Regions from separate parts of the Homo sapiens genome. Here region 2 is linked to region 1. The links are chromatin contacts, found by Hi-C or POLR2A ChIA-PET in ENCODE. All regions are on one chromosome and are shown on one strand. Each heading gives the region's core, a stretch centred on a gene start or an enhancer-like site at or near the end of the contact. The rest is flanking DNA. Distances are from core to core; before and after follow the strand shown. Region 1 overlaps NFIC (nuclear factor I C). Region 2 overlaps NFIC (nuclear factor I C).

What was found. Hi-C counts contacts between places; a loop is a spot of excess contacts on that map. ChIA-PET counts read pairs that join two places held with the same protein, here RNA polymerase II (POLR2A). Pooled maps may share reads with other maps.
Region 2: a loop to region 1 is called in a map of sigmoid colon, with 7 times the contacts of the local background. The contact joins two enhancer-like sites. A Hi-C loop is called at or near these places in 9 of 168 maps with a recorded cell type or tissue (CD4-positive, alpha-beta T cell, ascending aorta, gastrocnemius medialis and 4 more) and 4 of 50 pooled maps. POLR2A ChIA-PET finds 5 or more read pairs at or near these places in 21 of 52 experiments (A673, AG04450, BJ and 17 more).

The regions. Positions count from the first base shown.
Region 1 is chr19:3,426,624-3,432,977 of GRCh38, reverse strand. The region is part of intron 3 of NFIC (nuclear factor I C); the gene reads right to left. Among named protein-coding and RNA genes, the nearest start is that of SMIM24, 51 kb to the left of the region's middle. Within about 2 kb of position 4,362, at least 31 of the 41 ENCODE cell types and tissues checked have a DNase peak (open chromatin) inside an H3K27ac peak, as active enhancers do; they include A673, ascending aorta, gastrocnemius medialis and 2 more, where a contact is called at or near this core.
Region 2 is chr19:3,385,500-3,392,652 of GRCh38, reverse strand. All of the region lies in intron 2 of NFIC (nuclear factor I C), which reads right to left. Among named protein-coding and RNA genes, the nearest start is that of NFIC, 22 kb to the right of the region's middle. RefSeq lists an enhancer at 2,386-2,963. Within about 2 kb of position 4,757, at least 26 of the 41 ENCODE cell types and tissues checked have a DNase peak (open chromatin) inside an H3K27ac peak, as active enhancers do; they include A673, ascending aorta, gastrocnemius medialis and 2 more, where a contact is called at or near this core.

The DNA of each region.
Region 1 (6,354 bases), core at 3,113-5,612:
ACGAGTGGAGCCGGGTGCGGTGGCTCACGTCTGTAATCCCAGCACTTTGGGAGGCCGAGGCGGGAGGATCACAGGTCAGGAGATGGAGACCATCCTGGCTAACACAGTGAAACCCTGTCTCCTAAAAATACAAAAATTAGCCGGGCGTGGTGGCAGGCGCCTGTAGTCCCAGCTACCTGGGAGGCTGAGGCAGGAGAATGGTGTGAACCCGAGAGGTGGAGCTTGCAGTGAGCCGAGATTGCGCCACTGCACTCCATCCAGCCTGGGCAACAGAGCAAGACTCCATCTCAAAAAAAAAAAAAAAAAAGAGCGGAAAGCGGAGGCCTGGGCTCACATCGGCTCCATCACCTGCCTCGGTGTGTGATCTGGGGCAGGTCACTTTCCCTCTCTCAGCCTCCAAGTTTCCCTAATTGCAAAAGTGAAACCATCAATCCCATCATCGGGGTTGTCGTGAGATCTGTATCCAACTGCCTGGGAGGGGCAGCTGGCTTGCTTTACACACTGTCACCCTTCGAGATACTCTGGCTTCTTGTTCTTCTCCCCTTCAGACTGGGAGGTCCGTGTGGGCAGGGATGTCTGTCTGCCCCGACCCTGCAGTGTCCTTCGTGCCTAGACCAGAGCTTGGCACCCAGCAATGGGTCAGTTAAAATGGGGGGTTGAATGGGAGGCCCACAAGCCGCAGTTAAAACCCTCAGTGTCCCCAGCATTGCTCCTACCTAATATTAAAGGAAGGGAGACTGTCCTCTCGACTGGAGTGGTTTGGACCCATTTCACAGATTTGGAAATCGAAGTTGTCCCCGAGAGGTCGGGAGCCTTGGCCAACCTCAGACAGCTTGGGGACAGCCCTGTCCTGCCCTCGGACGCCCTTGTAGGAGGGATTCATGGACTCAACAGGCGTTTACTAAGCATCCACAGTGTCTGATTCTGAGCTGGGCCCCGGCACAGCAGGAGATGATACAGGCTGAAGCAGTTGCCCCTGTGAGACTCAAAGTCCAGTGTGAGCGACAGACAGCAGCCAAGATTAATAGGTCAGCAAAAGTCCACGAATGTTCCTAGCAGCACTGTTCACCACAGCTCAAACTGGAAAGCCACCCAAATGTCCCTTCAAAAGATGAAGAGATAAACACAGCGTGGTCTAGCCACACACTGGAATAGGACTCAGCCGTGAAAAGGATGCCGGGCGTGGTGGCTCATGCCTGTAATCCCGGCACTTTGGGAAGCTGAGGTGGGTGGATCTCGTGAGCTCAGGAGTTTGAGATCAGCCCGGGCAACATGGCGAAACCCTGTGTCTACAAAAAATACGAAAATTAGCTGGGTATGGTGGCTTGTGCCTATAGTCCCAGCACTTTGGGAAGCTGAGGCAGGTGGATCACTTGAGCCCCAGAGTTTGAGACGGGACTGGGCAACATGGCGAAACCCCATCCCTACAAAAAGTACAAAAATTAGCTGGGCGTGGTGGTGCACACCTGTAGTCCCAGCTACTTGGGAGGCCGAGGCGGGAGGATAGCTCGAGCCCTGGAGGTTGAGGCTGCAGTGAGCTATGATTGCACCACTGCACTCCAGCCTCGGGGACAGAGCAAGACCCTGTCTCAAAAAAAAAAAAAAAAAAAAAAAAAAGAAGAAGGAAAAGAAAAAGAATGAGGCCTTGGGCTGGGCGCAGTAGTGGTAGCTCACACCTGTAATCCCAGCACTTTGGGAGGCTGAGGCAGGTGGATCACCTGAGCTCAGGGGTTCAAGACCAGCCTGGCCAACATGGTGAAACCCCATCTCTACTAAAAATACAAAAATTAGCCGGGCATGGTGGCGGGCACCTGTAGTCCCAGCTACAGGCCGAGATCGCGACATTGCACTCCAGCCTGGGCATCAGAGTGAGACTTCATCTCAAAACCAGTAAATAAATAAAAATAAAAGAACGAGGCTCTGACACAGGCTACAACATGGATGCACCTTGAGGACATCATTCAGTGAGGGACACCAGAGACAAAAGGCCACACAGTGTGTGATGCCATTTCTTTCTTTCTTTTTCTTTTCTTTTTTTTTTTTTTTGAGACGGAGTCTCACTCTGTCGCCCAGGCTGGAGTGCAGTGGCGCAATCTTGGCTCACTGCAACCTATGCCTCCCAGGTTCAAGCGATTCTCCTGTCTCAGCCTCCCAAGTAGCTGGGATTACAAGTACCTGCCACAGTGCCTGTCTAAATTTTGGATTTTTAATAGAGACGGGGTTTCACCATCTTGGTCCGGCTGGTCTCGAACTCCTGACCACATGATCCACCCACCTTGGCCTCCCAAAGTGCTGGGATTACAGGCATGAGCCATTTCACTGAAATGTCCAGGACAGGCCAAGCCACAGAGACAAGAAGGGGATGCGTGGGCACCAGGGCTGGGAGAGGAGACAGGGAGTGGTGGCTGATGGGGATGGGGTTTCTTTTAGGGGGGATGAAATGTTCTGGAATTAGGCCAGGCTCGGCGGCTCACATCTGTAATCCCAGCACTTTGGAAGGCTGAGGCAAGAGAATCACTTAAGGTCAAGAGTTCGAGACCAGCCTGGCCAACATGGTGAAACTCCATCTCTACTGAAAATACAAAAAATTAGCCGGGTGTGGTGGCATGTGCCTATGATCCCAGCTACTTGGGAGGCTGAGCCATGAGAATTGCTTGAACCAGGAAGGTGGAGGTTGCAGTGAGCCGAGATTGCGCCACTGCACTCCAGCCTGGGGGTAAAAAAAAAAAAAAAGAAAGGTTCTGGAATTAGATAGAGGTGAATGTACTTAGTGCACTTTGACTTGGACACTTAAAAATGGCTAAAATGATGCATTGTACATCATGCACATTTTACTACAAATTAAAAGCTCATTAAGTCAAATGCGAGGTGCATCAGCCTGTGGTAAGGCAGGCGGCTGGTGGGGAACTAGCTAGGGTGGGGAGGGAGGCTATTTTACACCCAGGGCTCAGAGAAAGCCTGACCGAGATGGTGGCATTTTACAGACCTCAAGATGAGACTGGATAAGAGGAAGGAACTTGTTAAAATCTGCAAAGCTCCGAGAACAGCGCCTGGCAACCGCCCCGTGACTGTTGGCTTCTCCGATGGGGATGATGTTTCATCACCTCCCTGAGGGCCACGATGTTCCCGGCACTGGGAACAGCCCGTGCAAAGGCCTCCGGGTAGAAATGCACTTGGCAAGTTGCAGGCCAGCAGGGTTGGAGTGGAAAGAGCCAGGGAGCCTGGTAGGTTTGGAGGTGGGACAGGCTCTTGGCTTTTGGGTGGCGGTGGGAGCAGTTCCTCTCCCGGCCCCCAGGGGGCAGCACGGACTGCAGGGAGCTCAGGGCTGTGTCCAGTTCTGCAGACCCAAACCCCCGCCAGTCCCCCTGTTACAATCTTTCTTTTTTAGAGACAGAATTTTGCTCTGTTGCCCAGGCTCGAGTGCAGCGGTGCAATCATAGCTCACTGCAGCCTCGAACTCCTGGGCTGAAGTGATGCTCCTGCCTCAGCCTCCCAAGTAGCTGGGACTACAGGCACGCATCACCACCCTTGGCTAATTTTTGTATTATTATTATTACTTTTTGTAGAGATAGGGTCTTGCTATGTTACCCAGGCTGGTCTCAAACTCCTGGGCTCAGGCGATCCTCCCACCTCAGCCTCCCAAGTAGCTGGGATTACAGGCATGCACCTCCGTGTTTGGCTAGTGTGTGTGTGTGTGTGTGTGTGTGTGTGTGTGTGTGTGTGTATATATTTTTTTTTTTTTTTTTGGGGTAGAGATAGGGTCTTGCTATATTACCCAGGCTGGTCTTGAACTCCTGGGGCTAGTGTGTGTGTGTGTGTGTGTGTGTGTGTGTGTGTGTGTATATTTTTTTTTTGGGTAGAGATAGGGTCTTGCTATATTACCCAGGCTGGTCTTGAACTCCTGGGCTCAAGCGATCCTCCCGCTTCAGCCTCCCAAAGTGCTGGGATTGCAGGCGTGAGCCACCGCACCCGGCCCCCTGTTACAGTCATTTGCTGAGTGAAGGCAATGAACCAACCCTGCCCCGCGCTGGGAGGTTCAGGGCCACGCATTCTGAAGAGGACAGAGCGGTGGCCCCCGAGTGTCCAGGAGAAGTGGCCAGAGCCGTTTCCTGCTGACCCAGCTGGCCAGCTGGTGTCAGCACGCCCCCTCCGCCTCCCCCGACCGGGGTTTCCTGTTTGTGCAGCGCCTGCTCAGCTCCATCTCTGGGGGACTCCCTGGCGAGCTGGGAGGACGTGATTTCCTCTACCAGACGCCCAAGCTCCCCAGGGGACCAGGCCAAGCGCCGCTGCCCCCACCTCCCTCCAACATCTGGCTTGGAGAGAGGCGTCTGGGGATCACAGGAGGCCGCGGAGGACCCGGGTCACAGACGGAGGAGTCACCGGGGGCCAGTGAGGAGTGGCCTCAGGCCTGTGAACCTCCGAGAACCTTCCAGCCTCCCTGTGCATGCCTGTTCCGGTCCTTCCAAGAAGGACGCCTCACCCACTCGCTTTCTCTTCCTTCCTTCTTTTCCTTTCCTTTTTTTTTTTTGAGACAGTCTCACTCTATCCCCCAGGCTGGAGTGCAGTGGCGTGATCTCGGCTCACTGCAACCTCCGCCTCCTCCTGGGTTCAAGCAATTCTCCTGCGTCAGCCTCCCGTGTCCTCCTAGTACAGATGGGGTTTCGCCATGTTGGCCAGGCTGGTCTTGAACTCCTGACCTCAGGTCATCCACCTGACTCGGCCTCCCAAAGTACTGGGATTACAGGTGTAAGCCACTGCGCCCTGGCCCCTTCCTTCTTTTTCTTTTCTTTTCTTTTTTTTTTTTTTGAGACGGAGTTTTTACTCTTGTTGCCCAGGCTAGAGTGCAATGGCGCGATCTCAGCTCACTGCAACCTCTGTCTCCCGGGTTCAAGCAATTCTCCTGCCTCAGCCTCTCGGGTAGCTGGGATTACAGGCATGTGCCTCCACGCCTGGCTAATTTTTGTATATTCAGTAGAGACAGGGTTTCTCCATGTTGATCAGGCTAGTCTCAAACTCCTGACCTCAGGTGATCCACCCACCTCAGTCCCCCAAAGTGCTGGGATTACAGGCGTAAGCCCCCGCACCCGGCCCTTCTTTTTCTCTCTCTCTTTCTTTTCTTTCTTTCTTTCCTTCTTTCTTCTTCTTCTTTTTTTTTTTTTTTTTTGACAGAGTCTCGCTGTGTCGCCCAGGGTGCACAATCTCGGCTCACCACAACCTCTGCCTCCTGGGTTCAAGCGATTCTCCTGCCTCAGCCTCCCGACTAGCTGGGATTATAGGTGTGTGCCAACATGCCCGACTAATTTTTGTATTTTTAGTAGAGACGGTTTCACCATGTTGGTCAGGCTGGTCTCGAACTCCTGACCTCAGGTGATCCACCTGCCTTGGCCTCCCAAAGTGCTGGGATTACAGGCGTGAGCCACCGCACTTGGCCCCTTCCTTCTTTTTCATCTCTCCTCCTTCCTCTCCCCATATATCCTCTCTTGTCTTCTTCTCTCTGCTTCATCCCTCCCTCTCTCCTTCTTTTCTTTCTACAAGTATTTATTGAGCACCCACTCTGCATCAGGCCCCATTCTAAGCCCTGAGGGCACAACAGAGATGTAGACAGACAAAGCCTCTGCCCTGGAGGAGGTGACATTCCACTGGGGAGATGAGCAGACACCCGTGCAGTCACTAAACAACTAAGCAAATCCATAGGCAATCACTAACTTCCTCTGAAGGAAAGAAAACAGAGGGCTGAGACTGAGGGTAGCCAGGCTGGGCGCGGTGGCTCATGCCTGTAATCCCAGCACTTTGGGAGGCCGAGGCGGGTGCATCACAGGGTCAGGAGATCGAGACCATCCTGGCTACCACGGTGAAACCCCATCTCTACTAAAAGTACAAAAAATTACCCGGGTGTGGTGGTGGGCGCCTGTAGTCCCAGCTACTCGGGAGGCTGAGGCAGGAGAATGGCGTGAACCTAGGAGGCGGGGATGGCAGTGAGCCGAGATTGCGCCATTGCACTCTAGCCTGGGCGACAGAGCCTGACTCTGTCTCAAAAAAAAAAAAAAAAAAAGATTGAGGGTAGCCAGAGGCTGCTTATGCTGAAGGGGTTTAGGGTAGACCTCTCTGAGAAGGGGGCATTTGAGCTGAGACCAGGGGAGATCTGGAGAGAACAAGCGAGCAGTTAGTTGGCTGTTTAGACAGAGGTAACAGAATGTGCAGCGGCCCTGAGGCAGGACTGGGTCTGGTGCACTGGAGGAACGGCGAGGAGGTCTGTGTGGCTGGGAGTGGACGACGGGGAGAGAGGGAGGAGGGGAGGACAGGGCAGGGATGGGACAGGTTGTGCAGGGCCTTGTGGGCCACAGGGAGGACCTG
Region 2 (7,153 bases), core at 3,508-6,007, 41 kb after region 1:
GACAACTGCAGCCCAGCCATAACGGGGGGCATCACAGGTGCAACAAGGCGCCTCCCCCTCCCACTGGCTCTGGGAGGGCCGGGCCCCACCCGGGTGAATGAGGGCTCCCTCAGGGGCTGTCTCGGGAGTCCCCACACAAATGCATTCATGCAGAAACCAGCATTCTGCTGGGTAGGGGCGTCTGCGGGGTGGTGGGAGGACCTACTCCTCAAAGAGCCTACCAGTTCCCAGCACTCATCACATGCAAAGGGTTAGTTTTTTCATAGATATTATCTCATTTAGGCCGGGTGCGGTGGCTCACGCCTGTAGTCCCAGCACTTTGGGAGGCCAAGGCAGGTAGATCACCTGAGGTCAGAAGTTCGAGACCAGCCTGGCCAACATAGTGAAACCCCCGCTCTACTAAAAATACCACAATTAGCCGGGTGTGGTGACATGAGCTTGTAATCCCAGCTATTCGGGAGGTTGAGGCAGGAGAATCACTTGAACCCGGGAGGTGGAGGTTGCAGTGAGCCACGATCACACCACTGCACTCCTGCCTGGGAGACAGAGCAAGACTCCATCTCAAAAAAAAAAAAAAAAAAAAAAGAGCTATTATCTCATTTAAATTGCTAGGCACCCCCTATGCTCAATTCACAGATGAGGCAGTAAAGCACAGAGCTGGCAAGAAACTCACCCAGGGTTACACAGCTGTCTGCAGGGCAGAGCTGGACGAGAACCACAGTGATGACGATCATGATAACGACAATAATAACTACTGTGCTGTCACCGCAGACACTATTTTTCTTATTTATTGTTCCATGATTATATATGACATATTACTAATTATTACATTGTTACATATATAACATTTTTTTTTGAAACGGAGTCTCACTCTGTTGCCCAGGCTGGAGGGCAGTGGTGCAATCTCAGCTCACCGCAACCTCCGCCTCCCGGGTTCAAGTGATTCTCCTGCCTCAGCCTCCCAAGTAGCTGGGATTACAGGCACGCGCCACCATGCCTGGCTAATTTTTGTATTTTTAGTAGAGACGGGGTTTTGCCATATTGGCCAGGCTGGTCTCAAACTCTTGACCTCAAGTGGTCTGCCTGCCTCGGCCTCCCAAAGTGCTGGGATTACAGGTGTGAGCCACCGCGCCTGGCCTACGACTGGCTAATTTTTGTATTTTTATTAGAGACAGGGTTTTACCATGTTGGCTGGGCTGGTCTCGAATTCTTGACCTCAAGTCATCTTCCCGCCTCAGCCTCCCAAAGTGCTGAGATTACAGGCGTAAGCCACCACAGCCGGCCATAGATATAATATTATTACTTGTTATTATCATTATTCACAACCAGAACTACATTTTTAGATTGTGGTAAAATCTAGATAACATAAATTTACCATTTTTTGGTGGGGGTGGTTCTGGTTTTGAGACAAGTCTTGCTCTGTCGCCCAGGCTGGAGTGCAGTGGTGTGATCATAGCTCATTGCAGCCTCAAACTCCTGGGCTCAAGCGATCCTCCTGCCTCAGCCTCCTGAGTAGATGGGAACACAAGTGCGTGCAACCACACCCAGATAATTTTTAAATTTTTTGTACAGATGAGGTCTCGCTGTGTTGCCCAGGCTGGTCTCGAACTCCTGGCCTTAAGCAATCCTCCTGCCTCTCTTTTAACCATTTCTAAGTTCAGTGGCATTAACCCAGCATTAAGCGTATTCATAGGGTTGTACAACCATTACCACCATCCTCTCCAGAACCTTCTCATCTTCCCAAACTGAAACCCCGTCCCCATGAAACATTCTCTCCCCAGCCCCCTCCCCAGCCCCTGGCACCCCCCATCCTACTTTCTGTCTCTGTGAATCTGGCGACTCTATGGACCTCCTAGGAGTGGAATCACACAGGATTTGTCCTTCTGTGTCTGGCTTATTTTACTGAGTGTGACATCCTCAAGATGCATCCACATTGTGGCCCATGTTGGGATTCCCTCCCTTTTTTAGGCAACAAATCACTTTTGAGTGCTTACTGTATACCAGGCCCTGTCCTCATGCTTTTCATGCACTAATTGGATCCTATGCAGCCCTATTAGGTGGGCAGGATTATTATCATCCCCATTTGATGGGGGAGGAAACTGAGGCCCACAGCTGCAATGTCACTTGTCAAACATCACGCAGTTCCAGAGCAGAGGGGTGTGATCCTGGGCCTCCCGGCTGCACAACATGCCCCTCATTCTCCCTGACACTCTGTTCAGCTCCCTGGCCAGTCCTGGTGGGCTCTTGTCTGCTGTGGGAGCTGGACCCCCACCTGCCCGTCCCTCTTTACCACTGACGTATGCCCCGCGGACTCCTGCCGTTGCTATAAATACACCATCAGCTGGCGTCTGCGACTCACGCCCGGCAGCCACCTTCTCTGCACAGACAGACGGCTGGCACACCTGGCTGCCCAGCCCTGGGGGATAACAGGCTGCTGCTGCCAGGAACCCCTCACCCCTCTGCTGTCCAGACACCTGGAAAGGGTGACTTGGTCCAGCTTCTGGTGACAGCCACTCCTGGGTCACGGTGCCCCCACTGGCTCACTGGGTTGGGAAAAGGAGGTGTAGGGTTTCACGGCGGCACTGGGACCTCCCTCCTTCCCTCCTGGGGTTGGGGAGAGAATCCAGGGAGGAAATGAGCATTCTTTTTGTTTGTTTGTTTTGTTTTTGGGACAGAGTTTCACTCTTGTTGCCCAGGCTGGAGCGCAATGGCGCAATCTCGGTTCACCGCAACCTCCTTCTCCCGGGCTCAAGCAATTCTCCTGCCTTAGCCTCCTGACTAGCTGGGATTACAGGCATGCACCACCACGCCTGGCTAATTTTTGGTATTTTTAGTAGAGATGGGGTTTCTCCATGTTGGTCAGGCTGGTCTCGAACTCCCGACCTCAGGTGATCCACCCGCCTGGGCCTCCCAGAGTGCTGGGATTACAGGTGTGAGCCACTGCGCCCGGCCGGAAGTGAGCATTTATTGAGTGCCTCCTGTATGCTTCTCAGAGACCACTGACTCCAATCTTTAATGCAATGGGCACAGCTCTGATTCTCCCCATTCTACAGAGGCAAAAACTAAGGCTCAAAGAGAAGAATGCGCCCCACACTGCCTGGAGCACACAGGAACACAAATTCTGTCCACCATACAAATAAACAGGCACCGTCACCCGAGCTCATGGCCTGTCTCCCCAGTGCAGCACCCACAACCGGGATGAAGATCAATAAAGGCAGAAGAGGACGGGAGGCTTTCAGTGAAGACCCGCCTTGCTCCTGTCTGTGGCCCACAAGGCCGCCCCTTCCCACCCTCCACTCCCCTCAACCCCAGACCAGAGAGGGCAGGACTTTTCTCAAAGCCACACAGCAAGCCAGGGCAGCACTGTGGCTGACCCAGGTCCCTCACTCCCAGGTTGAGACCCTTTCTCCTGCCATCAAGCTCAGGGTGAGCTTTATGGACACCCTGGCCCCAGGCTTGGTCCCCTTCCATAGGGTTCACCTCATTCATTCATTCATTCATTCATTTACTCCCTGAGTGTGCACGGCCTGCACTGTATGATCTGTATGACTCAGAGGGTGTGGCTTCCACTAGATAACCTCAAAGGGCACTTTTAGTTTGTTTTTGAAAAGAGGTTTAAGGGGTTTCAATACCACCTCCCTTTTATTGGAGACAGGGTCTCACTCTGTCGCCCAGGCTGGAGTGCAGTGGCATGAGCTCAGCTCGCTGCAACCTCCGCCTCCTAGGTTCAAGCGACTCTCCTGCCTCAGCCTCCTGTGTAGCTGGGATTACATGTGTGAGCCACCACACCTGGCCTCAATCACCCCTTAAAAAAAACGGTTTTTAGAGATAAGGTCTTGCCTTGTCACCCAGGCTGGAGTGCAGTGGTGGGATCACAGCTCACTGCAACCTCCAACTCCTGGGCTCAAGCCATCCTCCTGCCTCAGCCTCCCGAGTAGCTGGGACTACAGGTACACACCACCACACCTGGCTCATTTTTAAAAATTTTGTTGGGGGGGGGCATGGTCGTGCTATGTTGCCCAGGCTGGTCTCGAACTCCTGGCCTCAAGTGATCCTCCTGCCTCAGCCTCCCAAAGTGTTGGGATTACAGGCAGGAGCCACCTCGCCTGGCCTCAATCCCTTTTTCAAAGGGGTTCTGGATTCTCATTCCGGCTCTGCCCCTGAGGAGCTTTGTGACCTTGGACAAGTGACTCTTGTCCAAACCTCTGGGTCTCTGCTTCCTCCACTAGAACACGAGAGAAGGCCAAAGTCCCTTCCTGCTTGGATGGGGGAGAGAATTAAACCAGTTAGGGTGAGCGGTGGCCTCGGAGCCTGGCACACAGAGGGCACGCCATGTGTGTTTGCCGCCATCATTATCGCTGTTGGGGTCCTTGCTCCCCAATTCCATCCAGGAAGCGCTGGGGAACTCCCCCTCCCATGTTTCTCCTGCCACCCTCTCCAGGGCACCCGGGGCAGCCTCTCTGGCGTGCTATGAGCTTCCCGGGCCGGGCTCTGCCCACCGCGCCATTCCCGGCGCTGGACTGCAGGAGCTTGGCACGACGCAAGGCGGGAACAGGAGGCTGGCCCATGGCGGCGTCAGCAGATGGGCACCATCTGGGCTGGCGGCTCGGGGCGGGCTGGCAGCTGCTGGGACGGGCGGGCCTGGCAGCCCCTCCCCCGCCCAGCCCTGGCACGGTGCCCGCCCGCGCCTCAGATTTCTTGGGCTGCCAGAGGGGGCGGGGAGGCCTGGCTGGGTTTAGGCCCTGGGCGGGCAGACAGCTTCCCTCTCTGGGCCCTGGTTCCTGCAGGCTCCTTCCCCAGCACGTGGCAGGTCGGAGAGCACCCGGGTCACCCTCTCCCGCCCCACCCCCGGCTGGTCACCCTCACTGGAAGGCCACAGGACGGCCCTCGCCACTCACTACCCCCTGAACATCCCAGCCAGCTCCATGTGCTGCTCCTGGGCTCCAGGCCTTCGCACTGGCTATAACCCCCTCACTGCTCCCTCCACCCAGCCTCTCCAGACTCCCTCACCCCCTTCAAGCCTCACCTCAAAGACGCCTCCTCAGAGAAGCCCTCCCCATCCAGAGTGGCCCCCAGCCCCCCTCCATGTCCCTCCCTGCTTTATTTTCCTGCAGTTCCCTGACACCCTCTTCTTATTAATTTTAATTTTTATTTTTTGAGACAGAGTCTCACTCTGTCGCTCAGGCTGGAGTGCAGTGTCGCGATCTTGGCTCACTGCAACCTCCCGGGTTCCAGCGATTCTCCTGCCTCAGCCTCCCGAGTAGCTGGTACTACAGACGCCCGCCACCACGCCCGGCTAATTTTTGTATTTTTAGTAGAGATGGGGTTTCACCATGTTGGCCAGGCTGGCCTCAAACTCCTGACCTCAGGTGATCCGCCTGCCTCGGCCTCCCGAAGTGCTGGGATTGCAGGTATGAGCCACTGTGCCCGGCCTCCTCTCTCACTTGTGACGTTGCAAGTGGTGGCTCCTTTCAGCCCCATGGCAGGTGCCCCTCCACCGCCATCCACCCTGCACCCCTCCAAGAGGCCAGCCAAGGCCCTATGCCTGATGCCCGTCCCTCCCTCTCCCTCTATCCCAGGGCCTCAGCTGCCCAGCAGGGCTGATGAAAGCCAGACACTGCACTCTGGCTGGGCCAGGACGCTCCACAGCCAAGGGGACTCTCGGTTCGGAAAAGGAAGCCGGTGGCCAGTCTTCCTGCTGTCAGGGTGACAACCACTGGGATCAGCGCTGAGGCCTGGAGGCCAGCCACAGCCTGGGGACCCTACATAAGACCTCAGCCTGTGGGGCCCTCACACAACCCTGCCAGAAGGTGACCACACCGTGCCAGCAGACTGCCCCCTCACGCACCACAACTTCCGCCCATCCCCTTCTGACAATAATGGAGGATGAGGCAGGTGTCAAGGACAGGGCAGAGGCAGAAGCTGCTTGTGGGTCCAAATCCCACCTGGCCCAGTCTCGGCTGTGTGACCACGGCAGGTCAAATCCCTCCTCTGAGCCTCTGTTTCCTCCTCTGTAAAATGCGTACAACAGGCCGGGCGCGGTGGCTCACGCCTGTCATCCCAGCACTTTGGGAGGCCGAGGAGGGCGGATCACTTGAGGCCATGAGTTCCAGACCACCCTGGCCAACATGGTGAAAGCCCGTCTCTACTAAAAATACAAAAATTGGCCAGGTGTGGTGGCGCTCGCCTGTAATCTCAGCTACTCGGGAGGCTGAGGCATGAGAATCGCTTGAACCCAGGAAGTAGAGGTTGCAGTAAGCCAAGATCGCGCCACTGCACTCCAGCCTGGGTGACAGAGTGAGACCCTATCTCAAAAAAAAAAAAAAAAAAAAAAAAAAGGCATACAGCAATGATCCTTGCCTCACAGGGCAGCTGTGAGAATGGGAAAGAATTTTCAGCCAGGCAGGTGGCTAATTTTTTGTATATTTGGTAGAGATGGGGTTTTGCCATTTTGCCCAGGCTGGTCTCGAATGCCTGAGCTCAGGAGAGTCACCTGCCTTGGCCTCCCAAAGTGCTGGGATTACAGGCATGAGCCACCACACCCAGCCGGAGTTGGGGTTTTCCATATGGGAAAGACATTCTATGTCCAGGGAATGCATAAGGAAAGGTCTGGCAGTGGGAGATTATAATCAGAATGAGGAGGATGGGCCGGGCGCAGGGGGTCACGCCTGTAATCCTGGCACTTTGGGAGGCCAAGGCGGGAGGATCACTTGAGCCCAGGAGTTCGAGAGTAGCCTGGGCAACATAGTGATACCCCATCTCTGCAAAAAACAAAAAACAAGGCCAGTTGCAGTGGCTCACGCCTGTAATCCCAGCACTTTGGGAGGCCGAGGCGGGTGGATCACCTGAAGTTAGGAGCTGGAGACCAGCCTGGCCAACATGCAAAACCCCGTCCGTATTAAAAATACAAAAATTAGCCGGGTGTGGTGGTGGGCATGTGTAGTCCCAGCTACTCGGGAGACTGAGGCAGGAGAATTGCTTGAACCCGGGAGGCAGAGGTTGCAGTGAGCCAAGATTGCGTCATTGCACTCCAGCCTGGGAGACAGAGCAAGAGTCTGTCTCAAAAAAAAAAAAAAAAACAACAACAACCAAAAAAACCCCCAAAAAACCCAAACCAATAATAACAAACAAACAAACCAATCCCGAAGAGGAT